3 separate regions of the Homo sapiens genome follow, and regions 1 and 2 are each linked to region 3. Evidence: chromatin loops called from intact Hi-C (ENCODE). Cell type or tissue: gastrocnemius medialis. All regions are shown on one strand. Each heading gives the region's core, and the rest is flanking DNA. Links, peaks and the distances in the headings are about the cores only.

Region 1 (10,070 bases), core at 2,961-5,460, 88 kb before region 3:
AAGAATGCACAACATAATTTAAGAAATGTAAATAACAAATATCTATTGCTATCTCAAGAGAAAACATTTACTATGAGCTTTATTATTCAAACCATTGGCCTCATAGGGCTTCTTGTTGACAATCTACCCTAATTTTAGGAAATGTAATTATAACATAAAAAAATGAATGCAAATGATAAAAGACGAAGTATAACCCGCTCAATAAATTTTCTGAAAGTTATAGTAGTTTTAAACCTCTTTTTATTCATTCCCTCCAGTTCTGTCTAGCACCTGTAAAGATGAATTATTGGCTGGGTGTGGTGGCTCACGCCTGTAATCCCAGAACTTTGGGAGGCCGAGGCGGGCGGATCACGAGGTGAAGAGATCAAGACCATCCTGGCCAACATGGTGAAACCCTGTCTCTACTAAAAAATCCAAAAATTAGCTGGGCGTGCTGGTGCATGCCTGTAGTCCCAGCTACTTGGGAGGCTGAGGCAGGAGAATTCCTTGAAACTGGGAGGTGGAGGTTGCAGTGAGCCAAGATCGCACCACTGCACCCCAGCCTGGCAACAGAGTGAGCCTCCGTCTCAAAAAAAAAAAAAAAAAAAAAGGTGAATTATCTCAGGTTTTATATGGCATTGATGGACCACTATTGAAGGAAGCTGTGAAGGACTCAAAGCAGTTGAGAATAGGTATCGCCACCTAATTTTACTTGCCTTTCCTGCCACACACAACCAGAGAAGCTGGTTCATCTCTTACTGAGGAAATATTTTCATGCTTATTCAGAAGATTTTGCAGGATCCTCAGGAAGACAAAGCCAAAGAACAAGAACAGTCAAAGTAGGAACAGGACCAAAAGTCTGCACAGTCACTGGAAGGTGTCATGCTGAAGAAGGCAGGGATGGGACTTTGAAATGAGGCCAAGTGCATTTCAGTAACTGAGTGGGTTATCTGTTGTTGGCAAGCAATGTGCCATACCTTTGAAGGGCTAAGCTAGCCCAGGAGTTCTGATAAGAGCTTTGAACTTAATATCGCTGACACAAAAATAGGTCTCCTCAGATCCTATTTGGAGGTAAACCGGGTAAAAGTGATAAATAGTATTGCTTTTTAAAGTTCATTACATATTTTAGAGGTGAGTCAGTCAGACCATATAGAGATGCTTCATTTTAATCCTCTGTAGCAAGAATTGGCAAAAATATTCTCTGTAAAGAGCCATTTAGTAAATATTTTAGAGTAGGCTGCATAGTCTCTTTTGCAGCTACTCAGCTTCATACAACAAGTAAACAAATGAGTGTGACTGTATTTTAGTAAAACTTTGTTAGACGCTAACATTGGAATCTTACACAGTTTTTATATGTTTTGACATATTCTTTTGATTTTTTCCAACCATTTAAAAATGTAAAAAGCATTTGTAGCTTGTGAGGTGTACAAAAATGAGCAGTGGACCATGTTTTGCCTGCAGGGCACATTGTGCTGATCTTTACTCTATAGCATCACTGCCAGTAGAAATATAATGCTAGCCATATGTTATGGACTGAATGTTTGTAACCCCCAAAATCCATATTTTGAAGCTCAAACCCCTGGTGTGGCAATATTTGGAGATGGGACCTTGACAGATGTACTTAAGGTTAAATGAGGTCACAAGGGTGGGGTCCTGGTCAGATAGGATTAGTGTCCTTACAAGAAGAAACACCAGATACACTCATTGAGAAAATGCAGAACATTGTAACCTTACTGGTTTAGAAACCATAATACTGGCAGGCTTGCTGGTCTTCATTTTTATTATTTTGAATGTCTTCTTTCAAGTATTTTATGTATCCAGACCCAATTTGTATGATAAGGGAATTTCTTTCAAACTATTAGGTGAAGTCTTTAATTATGAAGTTGGCTTAAGCCATTAAGTAGTATTAATGGGGACATCCATCTTAGAAATTAACTGGAAATGTAGACTAGAAATATAAAAAAGTGTGGTCATGACTAATGTCTGTATCCATTTCCCAAAAAAGAGATTTGCGTATGTCCTCACATTGCAGAACCACACTGACACTCAGGGAAACATGCTGACGTCATTCTTCCAACATCCTTAGTTTGGATTTCATGAAACATTTTTTTCCATTTCTCCTTTTTCTGTGTTTAGTAATCCTTTCTTGGATTCTTGAAATCAGAGGCACTTATTGGAGTTGATAAATGGCAGTTCTTCATGTCACTGTTTAGAAATTTAACTTAGCTTATGGACTAGTTCAGGCTTAGATAACTCTGGAAGTCTTTGCACTTTCAAATATACTTTTTTATAGTTGAGTTTCTACACAATATAACATTTTATAACTTAAATGGAAGTAAAGTGAAATGCCAAAATGCCAGTTGATTCTGTTAATGTGTGCATCCCTCCATTCCAGAATTCCAAAAATATCAGACATAATGACTTTTATTTGTATTTTATATTATTAGATTTATCAGATATAAAATTGTTCTTTTAAACTGCTATTTCTAAACACTCTTTGTTTCTTTAGTTATCTTGTGAACTGGTAATAGTTTTCAGACTGGTGCCTGTCCATGAACCACTTTCAGCATTGGTCCAGATGACTTTCACTTATACCATGAGCCAGCAGATACTGTAGATTATTTGGCTGTTTTTAAAGAGAACATCATATCATAGTGTTGGTTATTAATATTTGAGCAAGATATTAGGGTTGTCTCGATGTCCCAATCATTGTGGAGTGCTTAGTGTGTGTTTGTTTTTTAAGAATTGACTTGGAAACATTTATCTTAAGGTGTTAGGGTTATTTTTATTCTTTAGTACTAACGGTATAAACTGAATTCCACTGAAATAGAGCTTATTTTGATGTATAATTTTTGAAGTTATTTTTTATAAGTCTGTGGGTAGATAGCAGCCAAGTAGGCACTTTATTTCCCTAATAGAAAAAAATATATATTTTTGTCAAATATTTCTGTTTTATTCATTCATTCAAAGTATATTTGGAATGTTTATTTCCAGGAAATTTTGGAATATACAATACAACCAGCTTCTTATAACTCCACTTTAAGTGAGCCATAGGTCAAATAATGACCAGCAAAATGTAATGACACGTGTGCCTCTTACTCCCTGTTGGAGGAATTGAGGCACTCTGGTAACCCTGTAGGCCTGGATTAGTCCAGTTCATTGGCAGCAGCATTATCCAGATTTTATTGTGGCCGGCAACGGTGGCTCACACCGGTAATCCCGGCACTTTGGGGGGCTGAGTTGGGCCTGTTGCTTGAGCCCAGGAGTTCAAGACCAGCCTGGGCAACATAGGAAACCCTGTCTCTACAAAATATATAAAAATTAGCTGGGCGTGGTGGCGTGTGCCTGTAGTACCAGCTACTTCGGAGGCTGAGGCAGGAGGATCACCTGAGCCCAGAAAGTTGAGGCTGTGGTCAGCTCTGATTATGCCACTGCACCCCAGCTTGGGTGATACAGTGAGACCCTGTCTTAAACAAACAAAAGAGATTGTATTGTGTTTTGAAAAACATAGTTTTTAGAGAAATTCTGTGTTATTCTTCTATTTCCATTACAGCTTGGTTTAAAGAAACTATGGAAAGCTACAGACTAACCTCCTTTTCCTTTGGTTTTTTTTCCATGTTATAGCAGAGAACCAGCCAGGGCCAGATTCCTGGGCTTGTGTCCTCTGCAGTTGCACAGGGCTCTGCTCAGAAGGGTCCCATACTTGGCTTAATGCTCTGCTGTCAGCATCTTGAAAATTTTTAATAATTTTATATTTCATCTTGTTTTGTAAGTTATAAGCCCAGTGGGCCAGTGGAGGCTGTTCTAGGGGTCTGGGTTTGGCTCATGAGAGGTACATCCTTCCCACCTCCCCAGGATGGGCTCTCAGCAGCTGGCTTTCTGTACCCTGGCACCCCAGGCCCTTCTTGGCCCCTACCCCGTGTTCACTGTTGCCCTCACCTTGGGTGATGACTGGGTCACATGGGAGAGGAGGAAACCCATGTTCTGCTGTCACCCTCCACCTCTTGCTGGGTCCTGGGTACAAGCTCAGGGAGGGTTGGGATCAGGCGTCTGTGACTCACAGTGTTGTGGGGAGTGATGGTGGTCATTTTATCCCAGGCTGGCAGCGTGCTGGCATATTGATGAGCAGCTGCTGGCATGATGATTTGTCCTGACCCTGGACCGGACTCTGTATCTTGGCTTTAGTCTAGTCCACTTCTCAGCATTCCTTGGAAGCCCACCTAAACTGCAGAGACAAAGAAGAATATGCTTTGGGATTTTAAAGATGGAACCCCATATGCTATCAATTGGAAAGGAGTTCAGATTCTGGCTGGGCTGAATCACTGATTTTCCAGGCAAGTGGAACTTTAATGACCCACTAGTGCCCTTTGTTCACTGTGGGCTGGCTGGGGAGGAACCCTTGCCTTTAAAGAACCCTGTGCTCTTTAAAGTTTCCAGGGCACAATTGAGATCCTTGAGGTACAGTTCATCCATGCAGACCTAGCACCTGCTTTAGGTAAGGGCTCTTGTTACTTCTTGTTCTTATCGGGTTCTTATGTTCAGCTCAGCTTCCTGCTTCCTCAGAGAGAAGTGGTAGGTTCTGTTTTAGGCTTTTCTTTTTTGGTGGTGGTGGGAGGTGTCAAACCGCATTATTGAGGGGAGTGGGGGTGGTAAAGCAGTGGTGAGGACGATGAGAAGCGACCTCCTTAGCCAGGCCAGGAGCTCACCTCCCAGACCCTGCCCTTCAGGCACTGAAAACTGTTTTAGGCTTTTCTGCATGGTTGGAGTTTACTCTTAGTTGCTGACAGTCACTCATCCCCTGGAGAGGGGTACTGAGCATAATCACTGTTGGTATTTTATTTACTACCAGTTCTTCATCATTACCGAGACTCATTCCATTTGGAAAATAAACATTGCCTCATCTGTTCATGGTATATTTTTACACTTGCCTTTCACTCACATGTTGCATATTAACTGAAAAGATCAGCATGATCTTGGAGCCTAATGTGATCTGGATCTTATTACCATGTATGTTTTTATCGTCAGGTGCTGCTTTGGACTCTGGCCCATTCCTCCCACCTGTCTTCATCCTGTCGGGGTTGATCTCTGCCTGGTTCCATAGTCACTTGGCTTTTGGAGTTTTATTTCTTCTCTAACCCACTCTTCCCTTCCCTGTCAAATATAATTCTCTCATGAGCAACTGTGCCTGATAATCCCAGTGTATAGGCCATAGCTCAGGTTGTTTTAATGCTTGCAAGGAAGTCTCTTCAGATTACTACAGGGTAAAAGAATCCATTCCCTTTCAACCTCTCATTACTTACTGAATCAATTATTTATTTACTTGTGTAATTCACATCCATGCTCAGGTATGTGTTTAGTTTACCTCTGAGACTGTGGCTCCCTCTAGACAAGGGTCTTTGTCTGGTATTAGTCCACTTCCTCAGTGTCTAATTTCATGAGGACAGAATCAGGGCAAGACCTACTGGCTAAGACTTGCTGCTGCCTCAGTTATTTGGTTTACTGTTTAAGCCCTTGAGCCAGGAGGTGACAGTATCTTTTGTGTTCCAAGTCAGATAACCAGTAACAGTAATATTCTGATGTAGGTCTAAGGGGCAATAGGAGCCTGAATCTGAGCCCCTTGGCAGGGATGGTTTCCCTGGGTTACTGGATTTGAGTCTTTGTCTTCCGTAATAGTAACTTCTGTGACCCTTGGCTCAAGGAGTCCTTTCTAACCTAAATGCCCTCCTGAAGAAAGTGCTGATATTCATCAGAAAAAAAAGTAGGGTTTGTGTTATGTTACCATCTGGGAGACATTGGCTTTAATCCTCTCCCCTCTTCTTTTCCTTTTAAAATTTTCAAGAATCCCCAGAATTGAGGGTCAATCCTGGATCAGAAGGGGCAGAAAAGTCAGCCAGTCAGAGGTGAGAAAGGGGTCTTGTGTTCCAGTTGCTCTACTTTAGAGGGCTTGAGGGCCGCATTAGGAGCAAACCAAATACTCTGAGGTCCTAGGAGAAGATTGCTCTAAATCCAGGATGATTTCATCATATGACTTGAGATGGAGGGGTTCTTGATTAGTAATGGGCTTTTTGATTGGCAGGAAGTAGGTAAACTGCAGGCAATAGGATTGGCCATAGAAATATAGGGAACTCTATGCTTTCAACTCTTGTGAAGTTAGGACCAAACCAAATTATTTGGGGTTCATTGGTGGCTAAGAAATTAACTTTTATACTTATAGTTAAAAAAAAAAAACTTAAAGAACTTTTATTAATTCTTCCCCAATAGAGTGATTTTTTTTTTTTTTTAAGAGACGGAGTCTGGCTCTGTTGCTCAGGCTGGAGTGCAGTGGTGCAATCATGGCCACGGCTCACTGCAGCCTTGACCTCCCAGGCTCAAGTGACCCTCCCACCTCAGCCTCCTGAAGTAGCTAGGACTACAGGCGTGCACCACCACACCCAGCTAATTTTTGTATTTTTTGCAGAGATGAGATTTTGTCATGTTGCCCAGGATAGTCTCCAACTCCTGGGCTCGGGCCATCTGCCCGCCTTGGCCTTCCAAAGTGCTGGGATTACAGGCATGAGACACCATGCCCAGCCAGAATGATTTTCCTTTGTTGAATTCTCAAAATTTTATTCTGGCTTAGGTAATTGAGTAGGAATGGCAGAGAGTAATAATTTTCAGTGTAATCTTTAGCATTACATAAACCTCTACAAACATGAAGTAAAAAGTTCTTTACAGACTTTCTATAGGAAAAATAAATGTTTATAGATCTGCTTATCAACTGTTTGTTCTTCCTACCTCTGCATTTTCATCTATTGATAACTGTCAGAGTTCAAGGTCAGTTAATTGTACATTTTCTGGGAGTTTTTCTCACTGTTAATTAGTAAGACTTTGAATCATTAAGTGCTGATGACTACATGGCACAATTCATTAAAGACAGTCATACTTTAACCTTAGTACAGCTATAATGGGACGGTGAAATACAACTAGGAAAGTATCTTATTAAAGTATTTTACATTTTACTAATAAAATTTATTTAAACCCTGAATTAGTGTTTATTTTTGTTTCCGAATTCTCAGTAACATCTCAGTAGATCCGTGAATCCTGCCAAAAGACGTATTTTAATCCAAAGATCTTTCTGCATCTATAATTTACCACACTAAAGCTCACATTATCATTAAAAGCAGCATTATCATTAAATTGTAGACATTTATTAGTTCATCTCCAGGCCTCATGGGAGTGGTTTGGAGTAAACCTTTGTAGAAACAATAATATGTTTTGATAAATGCATATGGGCGTGGAGTGGTTATCACTTACCTCCTCATGAAATTTCTGGAAAGGTGATCCGGAAAACCAGGACACATTTATGGTAAGATATAACACCTTACCATAACGATTAAGGCTCATTGAAAAACTCTGACTTAATGAGTTTACCAAAAAACTGTTCTATCCACATCTCATCAAACCGCCCCTGAAATTCCCTTGCCTCTGTTAAATTTTTCTAGACAGTCTGAATAGAGGCATGTAATTTTTTTGGATTTTTCTGTGGTTAAATAAATATCCTTTACAACTCTCTTTATTCTTGAATATCCATAAGAGTTTATATTTATACTGTATGTTTGTTATTAGGATTCCTTTCAATTGCTATATAAAAAATGTAAAGTCTGTTTACTGCCTTAAACCTTCTGGTGTATTTTTATATAAAGTAACACCCTTAATTCTAACTTGGCCAACAGGTAGGATGGTATTATTATTATCTTCATTGTACAGATAAGGAAACTGAGGCTCAGATTGACTAGATCAAACAGGAGTTTTCTGGAAAACCTAGGACACAAGCCTAAATCTTTGAACTCAAATACTGCTCTACACTGAATTACAGTTATATACTGATTTCTGTTGTAAATTCTTAGAGAAGACAGACATAGAAATTAGTAACTTGAGTCAGTAGCGGCTTTGTTCAAACACAGGCACATGCATATTTTATGGTATATGTTTATATCTGTGTAATACTCATCATAAATGTCAGATTTATAATCGATAGTGCCCATTTCTAAATTTATAGTTGAAACCTCTGATAGGAATTAGGAATTATCTTAAAGTCCTAGAATAATAAATATTAAGATTTTGAAGACTGCTTAAAACAGTGTTCCAGGCTGGATTTTTTCCTTAGTTTTTTTTTCCTTAGTTTTTTACCTTAGTTTTTTCCATGTAATGAATGAGGAGCCATTGGGGTTGGTGTTTGGTTGTAAAGGGCAGGTTGACTTCACCAGGAGGTGTTTCTTGGTATTTATGGATCCTCTTTTTCACACTAATCCTTTGATTAGCTTCTTCTTATAGTTCATGCTTGTACAGTTGCAGCTGAATGGTAAGTAGGTAGAAATATGCATTGACTAATGTTGAACTATATCTAGGAGCGTCATATTCATGCTACTACTGAGCACTGTGACCTAGGTGAAGTGTGAGATTAAAGAGCTTTATTGCTTACCACGTTTCTTTTTGATCTAGTTAGAGTCATGTGAGGCAGTCCATGACTTTTAGGATGTTATAATATAATCCACATAGTACTTTATACTTTTCAATTTGTTTTTATATATTTTTCCTTACTATAAGCCTGTCAAGTCTAGTGAGATGACATGGTTATTAATATATTACAAATGAAGAACTCTGACTTGGAGGTAGTATAGCACTGTGGTTAATAATAGAAGTTCTTATATTTTTATATGAATTATATATTATGAACCAGACCAGAATACTAGCTCTACCAATTACCTAGCTGAGTGATGGTGCAGCAACTTAATCTCTCAAAGCCCTGGTTTTCTCATTGTAAAATGGAGGACCTTATAGGATTGTTGGGTAGCTTAAATGAGATAATAGGTAGAATTAAAAGTAACGGCAAAAACCGCAATTACTTTTGCACCAACCTGATATTTAGAACAGTGGAGGCATATAGTAGGCATTCAATAAATATTGGTAGTATTATTTTCAGAGGTTATTACTCATTTAACTCAACAAAAATTGAGAGCCCCTTTCTATACGCTAGTCATTGTGCTAGGCATCAGGAGCACAGGGCAAACCTGGTAGGGTGCTTACTCTGATGGAATTTACATTTTAGTGGTAGAAATGGTAAATGAGTCAACAAGAATTTTATGGAGTGACAAGGACTTTGAGGAAAGTAAAACGGGACAATGCTTGAGAAGGGTGCTAGTTGGGAAGTCCTATCACACGAAGTGGTATTTGATCTGAGACCTGAGTGACCATAGCCACATGAATACCTGGGGGAATCACTTCCCAGGAGGAAACAGAAGCACAGAAGCCGAAAGGCAGGATCACAGGCGGCACATTTTATTGGTGCAGTGTGGAGGTAGAGGGACTGGATTGTGTAGGGTTTGTAGGCCAGGGTAAAGAGCTTGGATTTCTTCTGAGTGTAGGATTTTGAGCAGGGGAGTGATGTGTCTTATTTTGGGCGGGCGCTAGGCCAGGTACTGTGAAGGAAATAATGGTATAGAAGAAATATGTCTTTCTTGCTAGAATCTTATGTGACATACAACTAGTGGTGGCTGATCAGCAATTAGAACTGCAGTGTTCTTGCTGGTGTACTCCTAATCTGATCATTGGATGATATTTATCACGTATTTTTGCAGCAGTCATCTCTAAAGTGGCATTATGGTTCTAGTTATCTATCATTGGATCTGTTTGCTCTAACAGTCCGAAGGGGCATGAAGGGTGGAAACAGAGTAGAGGGAAATGGGTGAAAAGGCTATTTCTAAACACTAGACACAAAATAGGGATTAGGAAGTAGTGGGGGTTAGGAGAAAAAGCAAAATCCTGTTGTGCATGGAGAGGGACATTGTTGAAACTGTGGCTTCTTGAGATTACATGAGTGAACCTGCGTGGACTGGGTCGTCTTCCCTATTCACCAAGCTGAATCCAGGCCCAATCCAAGATTACTGCTGCCTTTGCTCTGAGGCTTTAGACTGTTAGTAGCTTTTCTCGTCTCTACTGAGGCCAAAAGGGGCAGTGATACCCTTGAATTTTCTTCTTAAAACAGGGTTTCATTTCCTTGGAAGTTTGTTTCTTTGAATCTTTCTGTCAGTTTAACTGTTATCATCAATTGG
Region 2 (9,576 bases), core at 33-2,532, 180 kb before region 3:
GCACAGTAGTACACGCTATTTATTGCAGCTACTCAGGAGGCTGAGGCAGGAGAACCGCTCGAACTCAGGAGGTGAAAGTTGCAGTGAGCTGAGATCACGCCACTGCACTCCAGCCTGGGCGACAGAGTGAGACCCTGTCTCAAGAGAAAAAGAAAAGAAAAGAAAAATTTGAATGAGGAGATGGGAAGAAACCTCAGATACAATTCTAAGGAATTTGAGGTTAGGATTTTTTAGGGTTTTAGAGATTGTTAATTGATGAAAGAGTGCAAAGTGAAGTCATAGGACAGGGAGATGAAGAAACTATTCTCATACTGATCCCCTTCCTCTGGTGGGATCTTCAAGCTGGTTGGCATCAGCTGTTTTGTTGGAATTCGGGGTCTGAAAAACATCTGTTTGTTTTTGTTTTTTTGAGATAGGGACTTGCTCTGTCACCCAGTGTGATTATAGCTCACTGCAGCCTCGAACTCTTTGGGCTCCAGCAGTCCTCCAAACTCAGCCTCCCAAATAGGTAGAACTACAGGCGCGCACTACCAGGGCCAGCTAATTTTTTAATATTTTTGTAGGAAGATACGGGGTCTTGCTATGTTCCCCAAGCTGGTTGAACTCTGCCTCAAGCAGTCCTCCCATCTCGGCCTCCCAAAGTGCTGGGATTTCAGGCTCTCGCCACCATACCTGGCCCTGAAAAACATTTTAAGTGATCCTTAAACAAAAGTGTTATGATCTAATGTTCAGAGACCCTGTAGGAACAATGGGGATGCAAGTCAATTCTTAGTCTTATGACCCTGATGTCAGAAATCCTGTCCATCATACAGTGGGGATGCAGATGGTCAGTATCTAGTGCTATGTGATTTAGCAACAAGGAAGTGGGCCAAAGGGCAGCTTGATTAATGATAAATTATAACTACATTTCTGGCCAGAACCTAACATGCAATTCTTGTCGACCCTGTGAGGGTGGTTTCAGAATTTATAAGTTCAGACATACATGCAGACTGGGTGGTCTTCGGAATGTCTGAAGAACAAAGAAAAGGCCAGAGGTTTTATTAAAAAGGAGAAATGTTATGTATTGCTCTTTGAGAAAGTTCGTTGGCACTGTGGGTTTGGGGAGCTGGGAGCTCTGATCGGTGAGCAACAGCAGAGGGCAAAATTAGTCCTAGAATTGTAGCAAGTTATCTCAGAAGCTATAGATAAAACTGGTTTCAGCTTACAACAAGCAGCTTCAGCAGCCAGGCTTGCAAAGAAAGTCTATTCTTGGAGCAATGCTTTGGTACCCTGAATGTTTTTCCTCCTAGCTTCTTGACTCTGTTTTAGTTGGATCTGACAAGAATGACCCAATTCTTATGGTTCAACTTTCACAGGACAATAACCAATCACTCCACATTTATCAAGCATTATTATGTTTCAGGCATTGGGAATAACACCTGACACTGTATATGTTTACAATTTAGAAAGCATTTTCTTTCTTTCCTTTTTGTTTTTCTTTTTCTTTTTTCTTTTTTTTTTTTTTGAGACAAGTCTTGCTCTGTCACCCCAGGCTGGAGTGCAGTGGCACGGATCTTGGCTCACTGCAACCTCCGCCTCCCAGGTTCAAGTGATTCTCCTGCCTCAGCCTTCTGAGTGGCTGGGATTACAGGCGCCCACCACCATGCCTGGCTAATTTTTGTATTTTTAGTAGAGATGGGTTTTTGCTATGTTGGCCAGGCTGGTCTGGAACTCCTGACCTCAGTTGATCTGCCCGACTCGGTCTCACAAAGTGCTGGGATTACAGGGGTGAGCCACCACACCAGGCCAAGCATTTTCTTTCAAATACAAGGAATATTTTTCTGATTTAAAAAAAAAAAACGAACTTTTTTTCTGATAATCAAAGGGAAAGTTGCAAAGATGAAAATAAAAGTCATCTGTAATCTCAGGTAATACCAGGTAATTAACATTTTGCTGTATTTCTTACCACTGAAAAAAATGCATAGTTTTAAGCTGGGTGTGGTGGTGAGCATGTAGTCCCAGTTAAGTGCCCAAAGGGTTCACTTTACCGGCTGCCTAGACAGAGTCGATTTACCAAGACAGGGGAATTGCAATGGACAAAGAGTAATTCACGCAGAGCCGGCTATGTGGGAAACCAGAGTTTTATTATTACCCAAATCAGTCTCCCTGAGCATTTGGGGATCAGAGTTTTCAAAGATAATTTTGCGGGTAGGGGCTTGGGAAGTGGGGAGTGCTGATTGGTCAGGTTGGAGATGGACTCACAGGGGGCGGAAGTGAATTTTTCTTGCTCTCTTCTGTTCCTGGGTGGGATGGCAGAACTGGTTGAGCCAGATTGCCGTCTGGGTGGTGTCAGCTGATCCATCGAGTGCAGGGTCTGCACAATAGCTCTGATCGTAGGTTTCACAATGGTGATATTATCCCCAGGAGCAATTTGGGAAGGTTCAGACTCTTGGAGCCAGAGGCTGCATGACCCCTAAACTGTAATTTCTAGCCTTGTAGCTAATTTGTTAGTCCTGCGAAGGCAGACTGGTCCCCAGGCAAGAAGGGGGTCGTTTCAGGAAAGAGCTATTACCAATTTTGTTTCTAGAGTCAAACCATGAACTGAATTCCTTCCCAAAGTTGGTTCAGCCTATGCCCAGGGATGAACAAGGACAGCTTAAAGGTTAGAAGCAAGATGGAGTTGTTTAGGTCTGATTTCTTTCACTGTCATAATTTCCTCAGTTATAATTTTTGCAAAGGGGATTTCGCCAGCTACTCAGGAGACTGAAGCAGGAGAGTTCCTTAAGCCCAGGTGGCCTTAGTATGCTATAATCATGCCTGTGAATAGCCACTGTACTCCAGCCTGAGTAACATAGCAAGACCTTGTCTCTAAAAAAATAAAAATAGGACCAGGCACGGTGGCTCACACGTATAATTTCAGGAGTATTGCTTGTGGCCAGAAGTTCAAGACTAGCCTGGGCAACATATCAAGATCCTGTCTCTACAAACAATTTAAAAACTTAGCCAGGCATAGTGGTGCATGCCTATAGTCCTGGCTACTCTGGAGACTGAGGCAGGAGGATCATTTCAGCCCATGAGTCTGAGACTGCAGTGAGCTGTGGTTTTGCCACTGCACTCCAGCCTCGGTGATTGATAGAGTAAGACACTGTCTCTAAAAAATATTTAAAATATATATCTTTTAAAAAACCCCAAATTTAAAAATAAAACTATGGGGTTGGGCACGGTGCCTCACGCCTATAATCCCAGCGCTTTGGGAGGCCGAGGCGGGCGGATCACTTGAGGTCAGGAGTTTGAGACCAGCCTGGCCAACATGGCAAAACCCCATCTCTACTAAAAATACAAAAATTAGCCAGGAATGGTGACACGCACCTGTAGTCCCAGCTACTCAGGAGGCTGAGCCAGGAGAATAGCCTGAACCCTGGAGGCAAAAGTTGCAGTGAGTCTAGATCATGCCACTGCATTCTATCCTGGGCAACAGAGAATGAGACTCTGTCACAATCAGTCAATAAATCAATCAACAAAATACATAAAATAAAACTGTGGTCTTATTTTGAGTTCTGCTTTTTTATTTTTAAATACATATATAGCTAAAACCTACATGTATGGAAGTGTTCATAAGAGCAAAACATGACGAATTTTTACCAAGTGAACACACTTGCATAATTATCCAGATCAAGAAATAGAAATAATATCCTAAGTGAATTAACGTAAAGGAACAGAAAACCAAATACCACACTTGTAAGTAGGAGCTAAACAATTGGTACTCATGGACATAAAGATGGCAACAGTAGATACTGGGGACCGACTACTAGCGGGGAGGGAGAAAGGAGGCCAAGGGTTCAGAAACTATTGGGTACTGTGCTCAATACCTAGGTAATGGGATCACTCATACCCCAAACTTCAGCATCATGCAACATACCCAGGTAACAAAACTGTACATGTACCCCCTTTATCTAAGTGGGAAAAGAAAAAGAAATAGAAATATTGTAAAGACCGACAGAAGTCCCCTTGTACCTGCTCCCATCATTGGCCCTTGCCCAAGGGTTTACTAGGTGCTCTGCCCTTTATTTTTTTTAAGACAGATTCTCACTCTCCCTGGCTGGAGTACAGTGGCATGATCACAGCACACTGCAGCCTCAACCTCCCAGGCTTAGGTGATCCTCCCACCTCAGCATTCCTAGTAGCTCGGACTGCAGGCATGTGCCACCGCCCAGCTAATTTTTTACAACAGAGGTCTTGCCATGTTGCCCAGGCTGATCTTGAACTCCTGGGCTCAAGCAATCCTCCCGCCTCAGCTTCCCAAAGTGCTGGGATTACAGGTGTGAGCCATTGTGCCTGGCCTGCCCTGCTCTTTGAAATCAATGTTATATGTAAGCAGTTTCTTGTGTCATTAGTTATTTTTTAAACACTATTTTTGATGGCTCTGTAATATTTGATTACGTGGATATGTTATTTATTTTAGTCATTCTATTGTTGGGCATTAATGGCATTTCCTGTTGATATTATTATAAATAATATGATAAGCACAATCTTTTTTTCTTTTTTCTTTTTTTTTTTTTGAGATGGAGTCTTGCTGTGTCACCCAGGCTAGAGTGCAGTGGCATGATCTCGGCTCACTGCAACCTCCGCCTCCCAGGTTCAAGCAATTCTCCTGCCTCAGCCTCCCAAGTAGCTGGGATTACAGGCGCCCGCCACCACACTGGGGTAATTTTTGTATTTTTAGTAGAGGCAGGGTTTCGCCATGTTGGCCAGGCTGATCTCGAACTCCTGACCTCATGATCCGCCCACCTTGGCCTCCCTAAGTGCTGGGATTATAGGCGTGAGCCACCATACCCGGCTGATAAGCGCAGTCTTTTTTTGAAAGTGCTTTCACATGGTATTTTCAGTTGATATTTAAAATATTCCATAAACTGAATAGTGCAGGTGGTATTTTATACAATTTCCAGTCGAGAAAGCAGAGGCTTGGATTAAGTAAACTTGTCCAACGTTACACAACTTAAAGAGGTAAATCTGGGCCTAGAACTCAAGTCTTCTAATTCCTAATCTAGTGGATTCTCAGCAAGATGTCTTAAGTGTCTCACAGTATTCATGTGAATCACATGGAGAAATGATGTAACTAATCAGCACCCAGGCCAATTCATAGCAATTTAAACAACTACACCCAAAGGATATTGATGAATGATGAATACATCCATGGCATCCAGAAAGCAGATCTTTACTGACAAGCCTCAGGGCTGCTATTGACCTTTGTCTCTTTAAACGGTGTTCTTCCACTTTCATGAAGACAAAAAAAAGACACAAAGAAAAGTTCAGAACCTGGGGGAGAAATATACACATAGTTAGGATAAAGGAGACTGTTCTACAGTTGGGAAATGCCCCTGGAGGCAAACCCAGTGTCAGACATCCATGTAAGCCTGCTGCTGAAAGGTCCCCCTAAATTTAAGCTGCACTGTCACAGAAGTAGAACATTCAGGCTGATTAAAATCATTTGTATGAGATTTTTTGAAGTCTAAAAACAAGAAATCCTGATTCAAATGTACAGTAATAAAAAAGTGGAAGTAACAGGGACCCAATATACTCTAACCTGTTCATATCATAATATTGCTTTCATTTCTGGGCACCACCCTTGGAGAAATTGAGCTACTTGGTAATGGCGAAGGTAATGAAAAATCTTGAAACCTTGTCAGATTAGGCAGGGATCATTTACCTGGAGAAAAAAAGTATTTACTGAACAAAATTTGATTCCATCAACTTAATTGGAGTATAATTTACATAAATTTATTAAAATTGTTTATTTTTAAAATAGAGAAAACGTCTTACTATGTTGCCCATGCTGGTCTCGAACTGCTGGGCTCAAGTAATCCTCCTACCTCAGCCTCCCAAAGTGCTGAGATTACAGATGTGAGCCACTGTGCCTGGCCTAATTTATGTACAATTAAATGCACCTGTTTAAAGTATATGATTTGGTGAGTTTTGACGTTTGTGAACACCTACGAAAACACTGCCACAATCAAGAGGCAGAATATTTTCATCTGACCCAAAAAATTCATACCTGTTTATTTCCCTCTACCCCATGTCCCGGGCAACCACTGATCTGCTTTTTGTCTCTAGAAATTAATTTATGTTTAATGGAATTTTGTATAAATGGAATGAAAGAGAAGAACTCTTGTGACTCGCTTCTTTCACTCAGCATGAATATTTTGAAGTTCATGCGTGTTGCTACATGTATCTGTAGTTGGTTGCTATAGGTAGTAGTCCATAATATGGATTTCTTATAGATTTTTAATATATTCATCTGTTTATGGACACTTGGGTTGCTTTTACTTTTTGGCTGTTACAAAAAAAGATGCTATGAATATTTGTGCTGCAAGTCTTTGTATGGTGAAGTGATTTCATTGCTTTGGGGTAGTACCTAGGAATAGAATGCCTGGGTCACATTAGGAACTGAATGAACAAGAGACAGGTTCCCAGTCCCCAGAAGGCTCGCTTTCTAGTGGAGGGAAAGAGGTGGTAAAACATATAAACAAATAGAATACATTCAGAAAGCGATAAGTGATATAAGAACAATATAAGAGGCCGGGCACAGTGGCTCACGCCTGTAATCCCAGCACATTGGGAGGCCAAAGTGGGTGGATCACCTGAGGTCAGGAGTACGAGACCAGCCTGGCCAACATGGCAAAACCCCATCTCTACTAAAAGTACAAAAATTAGCTGGGCATGGTGGCGGGCGCCTGTAATCCCAGCTACTCAGGAGGCTGAGGCAGGAGGAACACTTGAACCCGTGAGGCAGAGGTTGCAGTGAGCTGAGGCCGTGCCACTGCACTCCAGCCTGGGCGACAAGAGTGACACTCCATCTCAAAAACAACAACAAAAAAAGAACAATAAAAGAGTAGACAGAGAGCGACTCAGGAGGGGCTACTTTAACATGAATGGCAAGGGAAGAGCTCTTTGAAAGGCAATATATGGGCTGAACTGAGTCCTGAATATCAAGAAGTTGTTAGTATGTGAAAATTTGGGAGAGCACACTTCAGAACTGCCAATGTCAAGTCCTTGAGGAAGGAAAGCATTTGACTTAAGGATGTAATAGTTGTCACCAGACATTTGAAGGAAAACCAAGTGGAAAAGGAATTACACTTATTCTAAGAAATTTAGAGGCATATTTATGACTTATGAGTGAAAGTGAGATGGAGAAAGTTTTCAGTTCAGTCTAACCTTTTTGTGGGTAGAGCTACTCATGACTGAAATGAGTTGCCTGGGGAGGCAGTGAGGCTTCTGCGATTGGACATAGACAAGAGAGATACTAGAGAGAGGAATATGGCTGAAGGCAGGAGACGAGACCAGATGCACTCCCCAGCTGAGATTCTGTGATTTGGGGACTTCTGGGGATAGGAAAATGACCAGGTTTTAAGTTATTTTTTGTTGTTGAGGTTTCATTTTCTTTTTTCCTTTTTATAAAAAAAAAAGATGTTTTCTACCAATATAAATAAGAACTACAACTAGATGGACCTGGAACCAGACTTGTGATTTTGAGTTCTCAAAATGAATTATTGAGCAAATATAAATCTAGCCTAGAAACCAACTGTTGTAATTTTGAATGAATTTATAAGGCAACTGATTAAAAAACAAAATATATTTTTTCTACTTTCTATTTTTAACAATAAGCACTTGGAACATGTTCAAGATTTTTGGCCAGGCACGGTGGCTCACGCCTGTAAACCCAGCACTTTGGGAGCTGAGGTGGGCGGATCACCTAGGTCGGGAGTTCAAGACCAGCCTGACCAACATGGTGAAACCCTGTCTCTACTAAAAATGCAAAAATTAACTGGGTATGGTGGCGCACACCTGTAATCCCAGCTACTCGGAAGGCTGAGGCAGGAGAACCACTTGAACCCAAGAGGCAGAGGTTGCAGTGAGCCGAGATCACGCCACTGTACTCCAGCCTGGGCGACAGGGCGAGATTCCGTCTCGAGAGGGAGAAAAAGAAAAAAAAAAGAAAACATTCAAGTGTTTATTAAAAGGCTGAGAAAAGAAGAATGTTAGGCCAGATGCGGTGGCTCACGCCTGTAATCCCAGCACTTTGGGAGGCTGAGGCGGGCAGATCACAAGGTCAGGAGTTCAAGACCAGCCTGGCCAACATGGTGAAACCCCGTCTCTACTAAAAATACAAAAATTAGCCGGTTGTGGTGGCGCATGCCCGTAATCCCAGCTACTCAGGAGGCTGAGGCAGGAGAATCGCTTAAACCCGGGAGGCGGGGGTTGCAGTGAACTGAGATTACGCCACTGCACCACTCCAGCCTGGGCGATAGAGTGAGACTCCATCTCAAAAAAAAGAAGAAAAAGAAAAGAAGAATGTACTATTCTCTTTCAGTCAAATGACATAGTCTATAGTTAGTGTATAAGAAAGTGTGAGAAAATTTGTTTTGTTTATTTTGAGATGGGATCTTACTCTGTTGTCCAGGCTGGAGTGCAGTGGCATGATTACCGCAGACTTGACCTCCTGGGCTCAGTCAATTCTCCCATCTCAGTCTCTCAAATACCTGGGACTACAGGCACGCACCACCACACCCAGCTATGTTGCTCAAGCTGGTCTCAAATTCGTGGGCTCAAGTGCTCTGCCCACCTCGACATTGTAAAGTGCTAGGATTACAGGCATGAGGCACCATGCCTGGCTGAGGAAATGTTAATAATAAAAATGGGGGAAGCTGAGCACAGTGGTGCGAGCCTGGTAGTCTCATCTACTTGAGAAACTGAGACAGAAGGATCACTTGAGCCCAGGAGTTTGAGCCCAGCCTGGGCAACATAGCAGAACCCCATCTCTAAAAAAAAAGAAGGGGTGATAATCCATCATTTACCTAAATCAGCCCATTTACAAATAATAACACCAGCCTGGACAACACAGTGAGACCCTATTTCTACCAATAAATCAGAAAATAAAAAGAAAGAGAGAAAATGAAAAAAGAAGGAGGAAGGAAGGGAAGGAAGGGAGGAAAGAAGGAAGAAAGGCATGCAGACAAGCCGGGCATGGTGGCTCATGCCTATAATCCTAGCTACTTGAGTGGTGGGAGGATTGCATGAGCCCAGGAGTTCAAGACTAGCCTTGGCAACCTAGCAAGACCCCTTCTGTAATAAATAAATAAAGTAATTAAAATAATAATTAACTTTTATTAATAAAATTAAAGGATATGTACCAAGGTATTAATCTGGATAAAAGATGTGACAACACAATTGGAATATGTATTAGAAGACTAAATTATACCTGATTTTATAAATGCTTATTTATCCTAATTATTGTGCAAACTTAAGAACAACAATGGAAGAAAAGAAAGGGGAAAAGGCGGGGCACGGTGGCTCATGCCTGTAATCCCAGCACTCTGGGAGGCCAAGGCAGGCAGATCACCTGAGGTCAGGAGTTCAAGACCGGCCTGTCCAACATGGTGAAACCCCATCTCTACTAAAAACACAAAAATTAGCCAGGCCTGGTGGCAGGTGCCTGTAAGGTGAATGGTGGGAGGCTGAGCAAAGAGAATCATTTGAACCCGGGAGGCGGAGGTTGCAGTGAGCCAAGATCGTGCCATTACACTCCAGCCTGGGGTACAA
Region 3 (10,070 bases), core at 2,599-5,098:
GGCGTCACTTCAGGAGTTGGACGACTGCTCTTTGGCCGGATTGCAGATTATGTGCCTGGTGTGAAGAAGGTTTATCTACAGGTACTTTTTTACACCTTTTTTCCCCTATCAAAAATTACTCTCATCACCCGATGTCTCATTAAATGTACTTACATGCTTAAATTCTTTTTTTTTCTTTCCTTTTTCTTTTTGAGATGGAGTTTCGCTCTTATTGCCCAGGCTGGAGTGCAATGGCACGATCTCAGCTCTCTGCAACCTCCACCTCCCGGGTTCAAGGGATTCTCCTGCCTTAGCCTCCCAGGTAGCTGGGATTACAGGCGTGTGCCACCACACCAGGCTAATTTTTGTATTTTTTTAGTAGAGATGGGGTTTCTCCATGTTGGTCAGGCTGGTCTTGAACTCCTGACCTCAGGTGATCTGCCCGCCTCGGCCTCCCAAAGTGGCTTAAATTCTTCTATAAAAATGAGAAATATTTTCTACAACATAACTTCTATAGGCAGTTTTTCAAGGACAAAATTAGTTATTAGTTTGGGTTTTAAACATGAGAAATTGGCAATGAAACAACAATTTCTTTGTTTTGTCGTGGAACTCCACCAAACCAGAATGGTTTTCATCCATTGCTTTTTCTATGAAGAATGTTTTTTGGTGTAGTTCTCATAGTCATGTGCAGATCCTGTGCCCTTTGCATGTCTTATGAAATTTGGTTGTGTGTGTGACTTTTCAGCTTCTTTACTGCAAATTGCCTCCTCGTGTTTTGGGGTGAGCATAAACAAATGCTAATTCCAAGATCATTGCTGACAATCAACAGAACAGGTATTGAAGTGACTCCTTCATGCCACACACTCTGCTAAATGCTGAAGACTTAAGTGAAACATGGTCTGTGCCCTCACCTAGTAGCTAATGGTCTCATGGGAGAAGATAAAGCAGTGTTGCAGCACAGTGGAATAACGGGTTTGCTAGATGAGTGCCATAGCAACACAGGCACCATGCATCTGAGTCACTAGTGAAGGGCTGAGCAGAGTTAAGAGGTGAGGACCAAGTGTGTAGATAAGGGAGACAGAGAAGCATGCTCCGAGCAGAGACAAACACATGGGAAACACCTCCCACACTGTGGAGGTGTGACATGGGATGTTATATCTGGGAAACAAATGTTTGAATGGAATAAAGGGAGAATAGTGGATGGATTGGTTGGGGGGATGGACAGGAAGCAGCTTGGGAAGGGCGGTTATGTACATGAGCTCTATCCTGCAATCTACTAGGAGCTATTAAAGGATTTTAAGCCAGAGAGTGACATAAATTGGGGTGGCGGGGGTTGGTGTTTTTTGGTTTTTTGAGGCAAGGTGTCACTCCGTTTCCCAGGCTGGAGTACAGTGGTGCCATCACAGCTCACTGCAGCCTCAACATCCCGGGCTCAAGCAATCCTCCCACCTCAAACTCCTGAGTAGATGGGACTACAGGTGCGTGCCACCATGCCTGGCTAATTTTTGTTTTTTTGTTTTTTTTCTGTAGTAACAGGGTTTCGCTGTGTTGCCCAGGCTGGTCTCGAACTCCTGGACTCCAACGATCCACCCATTTCAGCCTCCCAAAGTGCTGGGATTACAGGTGTGAGCCATGCCCAGCCTGAGTTGTGTTTTATAAAGATCAATTTCGGCTGTGCGTGGTGGCTCATGCCTGTAATCCCAGCACTTTGGGAGGCTGAGGCAGGTAGATCACCTGAGGCCAAGAGTTTGAGATTAGACATGGTGAAACCCCGTCTCTACTAAAAATACAAAAATTATCCAGGCATGGTGGCACATTCCTGTAATCCCAGCTACTCAGCAGGCTGAAGCAGGAGAATCACTTGAACCTGAGAGGCAGAGGTTACAGTGAGCTGAGATTGTGCCACTGCACTCCAGCCTGGGTGACAGAGCAAGACTCCATCTCAGAGAAAAAAAAAAAATCAATCTGGTAACTGTGAAGAGTGGAATGGAGTGGAGGAGGGGACAAGAGTTGAGATAGTCACAAAAGGCCACATACTGAATGATTCCATTTATATGAAGTGTCCAGAATAGGAATCTCTGTCTCTTTCCATAGAGAAAGAAGGTAGATTTGTGGTTGTAGGGGCTAGGGAAAGGAGGGAATGGGGAGTAACTGCTACTGTGTTTCTTTGTGGGGTAATGAAAATGTTATAAAATTAGATAGTGATGAAACTCACTGAATTGTGCACTTTAAGTGGGTGAATTTCATAGAATATGAATTATATCTCAATAAAGCTATTTTTAAAAAGGCCAGGCATGGCAGCTCATGCCCATAATATCAACACTTTAGGAGGCTGAAGCAGGAGGATCACTTGAGGCCAGTTCGAGACAATCCTGGAACCATAGTGAGACCTCATCTCTACCAAAAAAAAAAAATTGTTTTAAGTTAGCCAGGCACGGTGGCACATGCCTATAGTCTTAGCTATGCAGGAGGCTGAGGTGGGAGGACTTTGAGCCTAGGACTTTGAGATTACAGGGGAGTATGGTCATGCCACTGTACTCCAGCCTAGGTGACAGAGTGACACCATGTCTCTAAAATTTAGAGAAAAAGAGTAGAGGTCCAGGGACTAGTTGGAAACTATATTAAAGTAGTCTAGGCATCTAGGCAGGAAGAACCAAGGCAGAGATACTGAGATCAAATGGAATAAGCTAGGGACATAGAGAATGAGAATTTGATGAAGCCACTTAGGCTGGATCTGAGATTTGTGGCTCAGGTAATGGAGTAGATGATTTTGCCATCTTATCAAGATCAATATGCAGTAGATCTAAGTATGATGATGAATTGGGGTTTTTTAAATTAAAAAAAAATTTTCACCCAACCTACCTGCCCTTGCCCCAGTGATGAGTTTGTTTTTGCCATGTTGTTTGTGATGCCTGTAGGAAAGCCAAGTAGTGTTTAGAGCTCATGGAAGAGTCTGGATAAGAGGCCTGTGGGTTAAGAGGCCTGTGGGTTAGGAAGCCTGTGGGTTTGGCATTCATGGGCTGCATGAAGTAAGTGGAGGACTAAGGAGATGGAAAGGGAGTGGCCAGATAGGCAGGGGGAAAACAGGGATGAGAGTGTTTCTAGGGGCAGGAGTGGTCAGCAGTGTCAGTAGCTAGTGACAAAGAGGCTGAAAGGTTTTCATTGAATTTAGAATAGGGAGGCTATGAGTGAGCTTACAGAGAATGGTTTCTACAGGTGCAGAAAATTGATCATGATCATTTGAACAAATGGAAATATAGACAACTTTGTCCAAATGCTTGGCTGTGGAAGGAAGGTAAAGGCAAGCCACAAGGGGGGGTCTTAGGTTTTGAGGATTAAGCCTGTCTAATTATATTATACATGAGAGGCAGTATTTGAGCAGGGCCTTGAAAAAGAGGTGAAATTTGGACACAGGAAAATGATTGGAAAAGGCATTACAGATAAAGTTAACTTCCATTAATTGACTTGAAGTAATAACAGTCAACCATTTATTGAGGACTTTCATGTGCCAGACAATGAACTAAGGGCTCTACATGCATTATCTCATTGATCCTTGCCCCAGCCCTTTAAGAGAGGAGGTACCATTGTTATTTCCACTTAGAGATGTGAACACTGAGGAACTGAGAGGCTACCTCACTGTGGGTGTCTGTGTGTATAGAGGTCCAGGCAGTCACAGGACAGTCTGGTCACACAGCTAGAAGGAAGTGAAGAGAGTTGGTAATGTGCTGCTTTTAAAAATGTATTTATTGTATCATGATCACTTTGTCAGTACTTCACTGTGGACATCCTCATCTAACATTTAGTTTTGTTCTCTAGTGTCAAGGGAGCCCTCTAATGGACATTTATTGCACTACAGACTTTCAGCTTTCATACATTCAAAAATTGAGTGCCTCCTGTGCCCCAAGCACCAGCTCAGATGCTGTTAGGGTGATGCAAACAAGACAGACATGGTCCCTGAGTTCCTAAAGCAAGCCTGAGGCAGGAAGAAGCCGAATGTGTGTGGAAACCCAAGAAGATGGGGAAAGTGGCATGGGAAGGGACTGGAAAGTTAGAGTGGGTCAGATTAGACAGAGCCTTGAAAGCCAGGATGAAGAGACTTTGCTTTAAGAGTAGTGGATTTTGGCCGGGCGCAGTGGTTCACGCCTGTAACCCCAGCACTTTGAGAGGCCAAGGCTGGCGGATCACGAGGTCAGGAGATCGAAACACAGTGAAACCCCATCTCTACTATAATTACAAAAAATTAGCCAGGCTTGGTGGCACGCGTCTGTAGTCCCAGCTACTGGGGAGGCTGAGGCAGGAGAGTCGCTTGAATCTGGGAGGCAGAGGTTGCAGTGAGCCGAGATCGCACTACTGCACTCCAGCCTGGGTGACAGAGTGAGACTCCGTCTCAAAAAAAAAAAAAAAAAGTAGTGGACCTTTGTTGGAGGACGTAGGTCTGATTTTGTTTTTAAAGTCACTGTGGTTGTTCTGTGTTTGGAGGATGGATTACAGGGAGGGAAACAAGAGTGCAAGAGGGGAGGAAGACCTGTTAGGAGATCAATTCAGGGTCCAGGTGAGAGATGATGGACTATGGTGCTGTAATAGATAAAGTCATGATATATTTTATATATCAGCATTTTATTCCAAAACAATGTTTGAACGTCCTCCTACCCTAGATAGGGCAGACAGATTATCTGCAACATTTTTGGAGCACATTTTAATACCTGACTGTTTCCAGTAATTTACAAAAGAAAATATAGCCTTTCCTAACTTGTCCCATGTTGGTCTGCAGTTACACAGCAGTAAGTTAAAAGTTAGTATTGGGGGTCAAATATTTCACTTTAGATGAAAGTTTAGCCACAATCTGGCTTCTGTTAGGCCTTATCTAATTTTTGCATCCAAATGTAGAGCATCGTTTGTGGCACCCAGTAGCACATGCTGAGTCACAGGTGTGACAGCTGCATTTCAAACAAGCCTGAGAAGGAGAAAGAAAGCCCTTCAGTGTGTCCTGTGGTTGCGAGGAGCCACTCACGGACTCCACCTTGTGAACACAGCGGCACAGGACGCAACACAGGCCTAACCCATGCAGGATGCTGGACTCGTTCCCTTATTCACTACCTCCTCTCTCTCCTTTTTCATGGCTTCCTTGCCCCAACATCCCAAACACACAGTGTGGTTTTTGATTCTTGGCTCTTCTCTGCTGCAGTTGACTCCAGCTCTGCCTGTTTGTTCCTTCCTTTTTCTCCATCCCTGGCTCTCTGCCTTTTGGCCCATCCTTTAAGGCTTGGAATGCTCCTGGGCTTACCTTCTTTCCATTCATTGGTGGTGTGTTTTCTCAGACATACCTGCTCCCTGCTTTCATCTTTCAACTTCTTGGGGCTGTGACAACTCTTCCCTCTTTGTCCCCTGGAAGCCAGTTCTGAGTAGCAGCCAGGCCTAGAACACTGGTGACACAGACACACTTCATAGCCCTCCCGCATGGTCTAGTTTCAGATCATGGTAATCCCTAGTCTAGGAGGCTGCCGAGCCCAAGAGCACAGGCTCTGGAGTGAGAAGCCAGTTCACCCCAGTTCTACCACCAACTTGAGAATCAGCAGAGGGCTGTGGTGAGGATTCTTGGTGGCAGGTTATGTAAAGTGCCTAGCCCAGACTGGATGATTAATAAATCCTTGCATCTGTTATGTTTTAATATCTTATTAAATACTGAAAGCAGATCCTGATTTGGAATAGGTCTCAAGAAAGGAGACTAGGGTCTAATCCTGAATTAGAGTCTTTGCTTATAGGTAACAAAGAATTTATGAATTTATCTCACATTTTTGCTTAAGAGTTCTGAATTTAAACTTCCATCAAGGTCCTGGGTCCCAGGTGTTTTCAACCTAATAATTCTAAATATTGAGTGGTTGGTTGCAGTAGCTTATGCCTATAATCCCAGCGCTTTGGGAGGCCAAGGCAGAAGGATCCCTTGACCCCAGGAATGCAAGACCAGCCTGGGCAACATAGTGAGACCTCATCTCTACAAAAAATTAAAAAGTTAGCTGGACATGGTGGCCTACACCTGTAGTCCCAGCTACTTGGGAGATTGAGATGGGAAGATTGCTTGAGCTGGGGAGGTTGAGGCTGCAGTGAGCTGTGATCATGCCACTGCATACCAGTCTGGGTGGCAGAGTAAGACTTTGTCTCAAAAAAATAAAAAAATAAAAAAAAATGCTGAGTCAAGTCTACTGCTCCTGCCAGAAGAGATGACTGAAGTGCATTACGTAGAATAATAATGGTTAAAGAAAAGCTTTGCAAAAGTTCCCAGAATATATACTTTATTGGGACAGGAGAAGCTACGTGTGTCGTGGTATCTTTTTACTATTTTCTTAATCTTATAGGCCTGTGTTTCTAGTCACCATTAAATTACTACAGATTTGTGTTTTTAATGTAATATATAAGTGTTTTGGAAGGGTGAGAATATTTCAAAGGTTTGAAAGTTAAAACTGTGTATGAAAGAATTGAAAACTTGGAATTTAGATCACTTTTCCATTGTGTCATATTTCTCTGTGACATGGACATATTGAAGCATGGACATCATGTCCATGCACATAAAGCAGACAACCCAGACAACACACACATGTGCACAGGAACGCTCTGGAAGGATGCAAACCGAACTGTTAAGTGTTGATTCCTGAGGAGGTGAATGGGCATGGGTTGAGAGTGAGAAGAGGTTGTAGGAAGACTTTCATATATTACTGTGTACATTTCTCTAAGGTTTGAATTTTAAAAAATATATTCATGAGTTACTTTTGTAATGTAGAAATATTAATGACTTTCCTATCCATCAGTCTGCCTAAGCTTCCTCTTCCGGTTCAGGTAGAATGAATTGGATCAGTGTTGCTCCATTTTCCATTTTAGCATTTTACATTTGCCTAAAGATATCTTGGGATGAGGGTATATACTTTATCAAATGTAAGCTATTTCCAAAGTAGTAAATCCAAATACTTAACAACTTCCCAGCCTAAGTAAATGATCAGAGGCTCCGTACTCAGTCTCATCTAGACTGTGGCACTGGGTGTGAACGTATCAAATGCATGTTTCTCCATCAGGCAGAAGTGAGAGTAACCATGTGCCATGGAGAAGGTTGACAGACTCCCTGTGAAGCACTTCGAAGTGACACTGGCCTCTGTGTGCTTCAGAAGAATCCAGCCACCTGCTGTGTGGCCTGACATTTTCCTTTAGTTTGTGATGGGCCAGCAGAACTCTGTTGCCAACTGTTTTCTGTCCTGGGTGCCTAGCCAGAGGTTCTGAAAGTCTGGAGACTTTATATGGGCTAAACTTTAGGAACGTCAATTACATGTCTATCTCCAAGATGCCTTCTTTTATTCAGGTGCAGCTCATTGTTTCCTCTTGAGCTACACTTAAGATTCTTGAGCAAAACCTAAACTGACATTTCTCCAGCAATGCTCTCCTTGAGATAGAAATGGGAAAAGTAAGAGCAAAAGGAATCTTTTGTTCTCATGTGCATACACTAACTCATAGAAGGTTAATACTTCTATAGCCTGTACTATTATAACAAGTATTATATATTTATGATATATTTCCTTAAAGAAAACAAAAGCAATATAGACATCTAAACTGTCACTGGCTTATTAAGTGTCAGTGCCAGAGCCTAGGAGAAAATAAGGAGCCTGTGAATTCCTTACTCGAATCTAACCAGAGCTGCTGTGTTTGAGAGCAAGTTTTAAAAGATTGTATGTAATACTAAGTTTATTCATCTTTCACACTGAGTCCCAGCATCACCAGATCAGTATTTGATGCCTGGATCAATCTTTATTCTGGGGAGTGATGAAGCATTGAACCTGCTATATGTATAGTTTGCCGAGCGTCGGCATGTGCTCCTTGTGGCCCAGGCATCCCTGCATATAAGGAATAGGTACGTTCTCACGAGCCTCACCTACTTACCTCCACATTTAGCCAGATTCTGGGTATTAACATCTGCTGGGAAAGAGCATCACTACAGTAGCTACAAATAAGGTGGAAGAAGCAAAGTATTTTTCTGAGAAGTACTTAAAGAATAGATGTGTAAATTTCTATAAACACAAGTCTTAAAGGAAAATGAAAAAATTTTACATTTAAATAACTACATAAATCATTGCCTAATTTTAATAAGAATATAACTTAATATAGCTTGAATGGAGAAAAGGACAACTTGCAGTCAGGGAAAGTATTAAGAAATAATATGCTCAGTCTGGGCGCGGTGGCTCATGCCTGTAATCCCAGCACTTTGGGAGGCCGAGGCAGGCAGATCACGAGGTCAAGAGATCAAGACCATCCTGGCTAACACAGTGAAGCCCCATCTCTACTAAAAATACAAAAAAGTAGCCAGGCGTGGTAGTGGGCGCCTATAGTCCCAGCTACTCGGGAGGCTGAGGCAGGAAAATGTTGTGAACCTGGGAGGCAGATCTTGCAGTGAGTCGAGATCGCGCCACTGCACTCCAGCCTGGGTGACAGAGCAAGACTCCATCTCAAAAAAATAAAAAAAATAAAAAAAAGAAATATTATGCTCAAAATATATAGCAATAAGTTGGAAACTTTTACTTGAATAATTTTTACAAAACTGACCAAAGAACAAAAACGTGAAGAGGCCAAGTTCCAAGACTCATGTTATGTAAATTGTTCTAAAACAACATTAGCACTTAACAAAGTTGAAAAGTTAACAAAGCCAAGTACTGTACTAGGCTTCCAACACTAACTAAGTATAAAATTCCACAGAGCTGGTTTTCTTATCTTTAAAGAAATTTGTTGGCAAGTGGTACTGGTGTTAAAAAAAAAAAAAAAAAAGGAAATATGTACTGACCAAAATAGAAAAAAAATATGAAGCACATTAAAAGAAAAAAATATATATTCCTGAAAACCTTGTATAATTACAGTGGCATGGTTGGGAATGTTTGGTCTATAGTTTTAACAATTAAATCCATTGAATCTGGCCCCGTACCATCCTAAAGTTTTATTCTAGATTCTCTGGAGTTTGTGATTATAGATATGTTTCTAAGATTTAAGTAACTTTCCATGTTTATCTCCTTTTATGTTTGTACATAGAATAAAAATGTTTCTATTGTTAAGAATATTAGAGTTGGACGCAGTGGCTCACGCCTATAATCCCAGCACTTTGGGAGGCCAAAGCAAGTAGTTTGTTTGAGCCCGGGAGTTCAAGAATGGCCTGGGCAACATAGTAAGACCCCATCTCTACAAAAAATAAAAAATTAGCCGGGCATAGTGGCATGTCCCAGCTACTTGGGAGACTAAAGTGGGAGGATCACTTTGAGCCCAGGAGGTTGAGGCTGCAGTGAGCTATGATCGCACCACTGCATTCCAGCCTGGGCAACAAAGTGAGACCTGTTTCAAAAATAAAAAATTGGGGTTTATCTACTTAGATTTTCAATAAAAATTACTACTTAAATCTTTACCTGCTTGTTAATTTCAAACCCTTTTCTACATTTTGATTTATCTTTAAATCTCTTTTTGTCTCAATAAATGGGAAGTATCAGGAAGTCTTTTTACTTGCTCAAGGTCATAGAGAGCTTAGAACCTGGTAGTGTCCCTCTGAGCCCCAGTTCTTTCCAACCTGCCAGGCTGTAGGCCCAACAATTACTCACCACTAAGAAATTATGCTTGTGCTGTCATGGAAGTTGCATTGGAGAAAAGGATATTTAACTGGCAAACAAAAGTCAGGAGAATGGGGAGATTTTGTTCTTTTGAAATGCTAGTGTGAAGTGCTAGGCTTATTTTTCAAATGCCCAACTCGTATTCTTTTCTTTTCTTTTTTTTTTGAGAGGGAGTCTCACACTGTCGCCCAGGCTGGAGTGCAGTGGGGCGATCTCGGCTCACTGCAAGCTCCGCCTGCTGGGTTGACGCCATTCTCCTGCCTCAGCCTCCGAGTAACTGGGACTACAGGCGCCCACCACCACGCCCGGCTAACTTTTTTTTTTTTTTTTTTGTATTTTTAGTAGAGACGGGGTTTCACCGTGTTAGCCAGGATGATCTTGATCTCCTGACCTCGTGATCCGCCCTCCTCAGCCTCCCAAACTGCTGGGATTACAGGCGTGAGCCACCGCGCCCAGCCGGCCAACTCG

What was found. Hi-C counts contacts between places; a loop is a spot of excess contacts. Peaks named below come from ENCODE experiments on the same cell type or tissue, not always from the same donor. Only the 100,000 strongest peaks of a DNase experiment are listed, where the experiment ranks them.
Region 1: it touches region 3 in a loop (2.2-fold over the local background); 3 of 110 quality-filtered maps call a loop at or near these places.
Region 2: a loop joins it to region 3, with 6 times the contacts of the local background. A loop is called at or near these places in 11 of 110 quality-filtered maps.

What each region holds. Positions count from the first base shown.
Region 1 is chr6:111,118,112-111,128,181 of GRCh38, forward strand. All of the region lies in intron 1 of SLC16A10 (solute carrier family 16 member 10), which reads left to right. Among named protein-coding and RNA genes, the nearest start is that of SNORD166, 9.3 kb to the left of the region's middle. In gastrocnemius medialis, for the core only: no CTCF peak of the experiment used is centred there; DNase peaks (open chromatin) are centred at 4,020, 4,422 and 5,020; H3K4me3 peaks cover 830 bases; H3K27ac peaks cover 2,500 bases.
Region 2 is chr6:111,031,800-111,041,375 of GRCh38, forward strand. No RefSeq gene overlaps it. Among named protein-coding and RNA genes, the nearest start is that of SLC16A10, 51 kb to the right of the region's middle. In gastrocnemius medialis, for the core only: no CTCF peak of the experiment used is centred there; no DNase peak of the experiment used is centred there; H3K27ac peaks cover 986 bases.
Region 3 is chr6:111,206,655-111,216,724 of GRCh38, forward strand. It overlaps SLC16A10 (solute carrier family 16 member 10), which reads left to right. Exons shown (of 6, transcript NM_018593.5): 4 at 1-81. Among named protein-coding and RNA genes, the nearest start is that of SLC60A2-DT, 48 kb to the right of the region's middle. In gastrocnemius medialis, for the core only: CTCF peaks have their summits at 3,806 (motif pointing left) and 4,009; a DNase peak (open chromatin) is centred at 4,967; H3K27ac peaks cover 2,247 bases.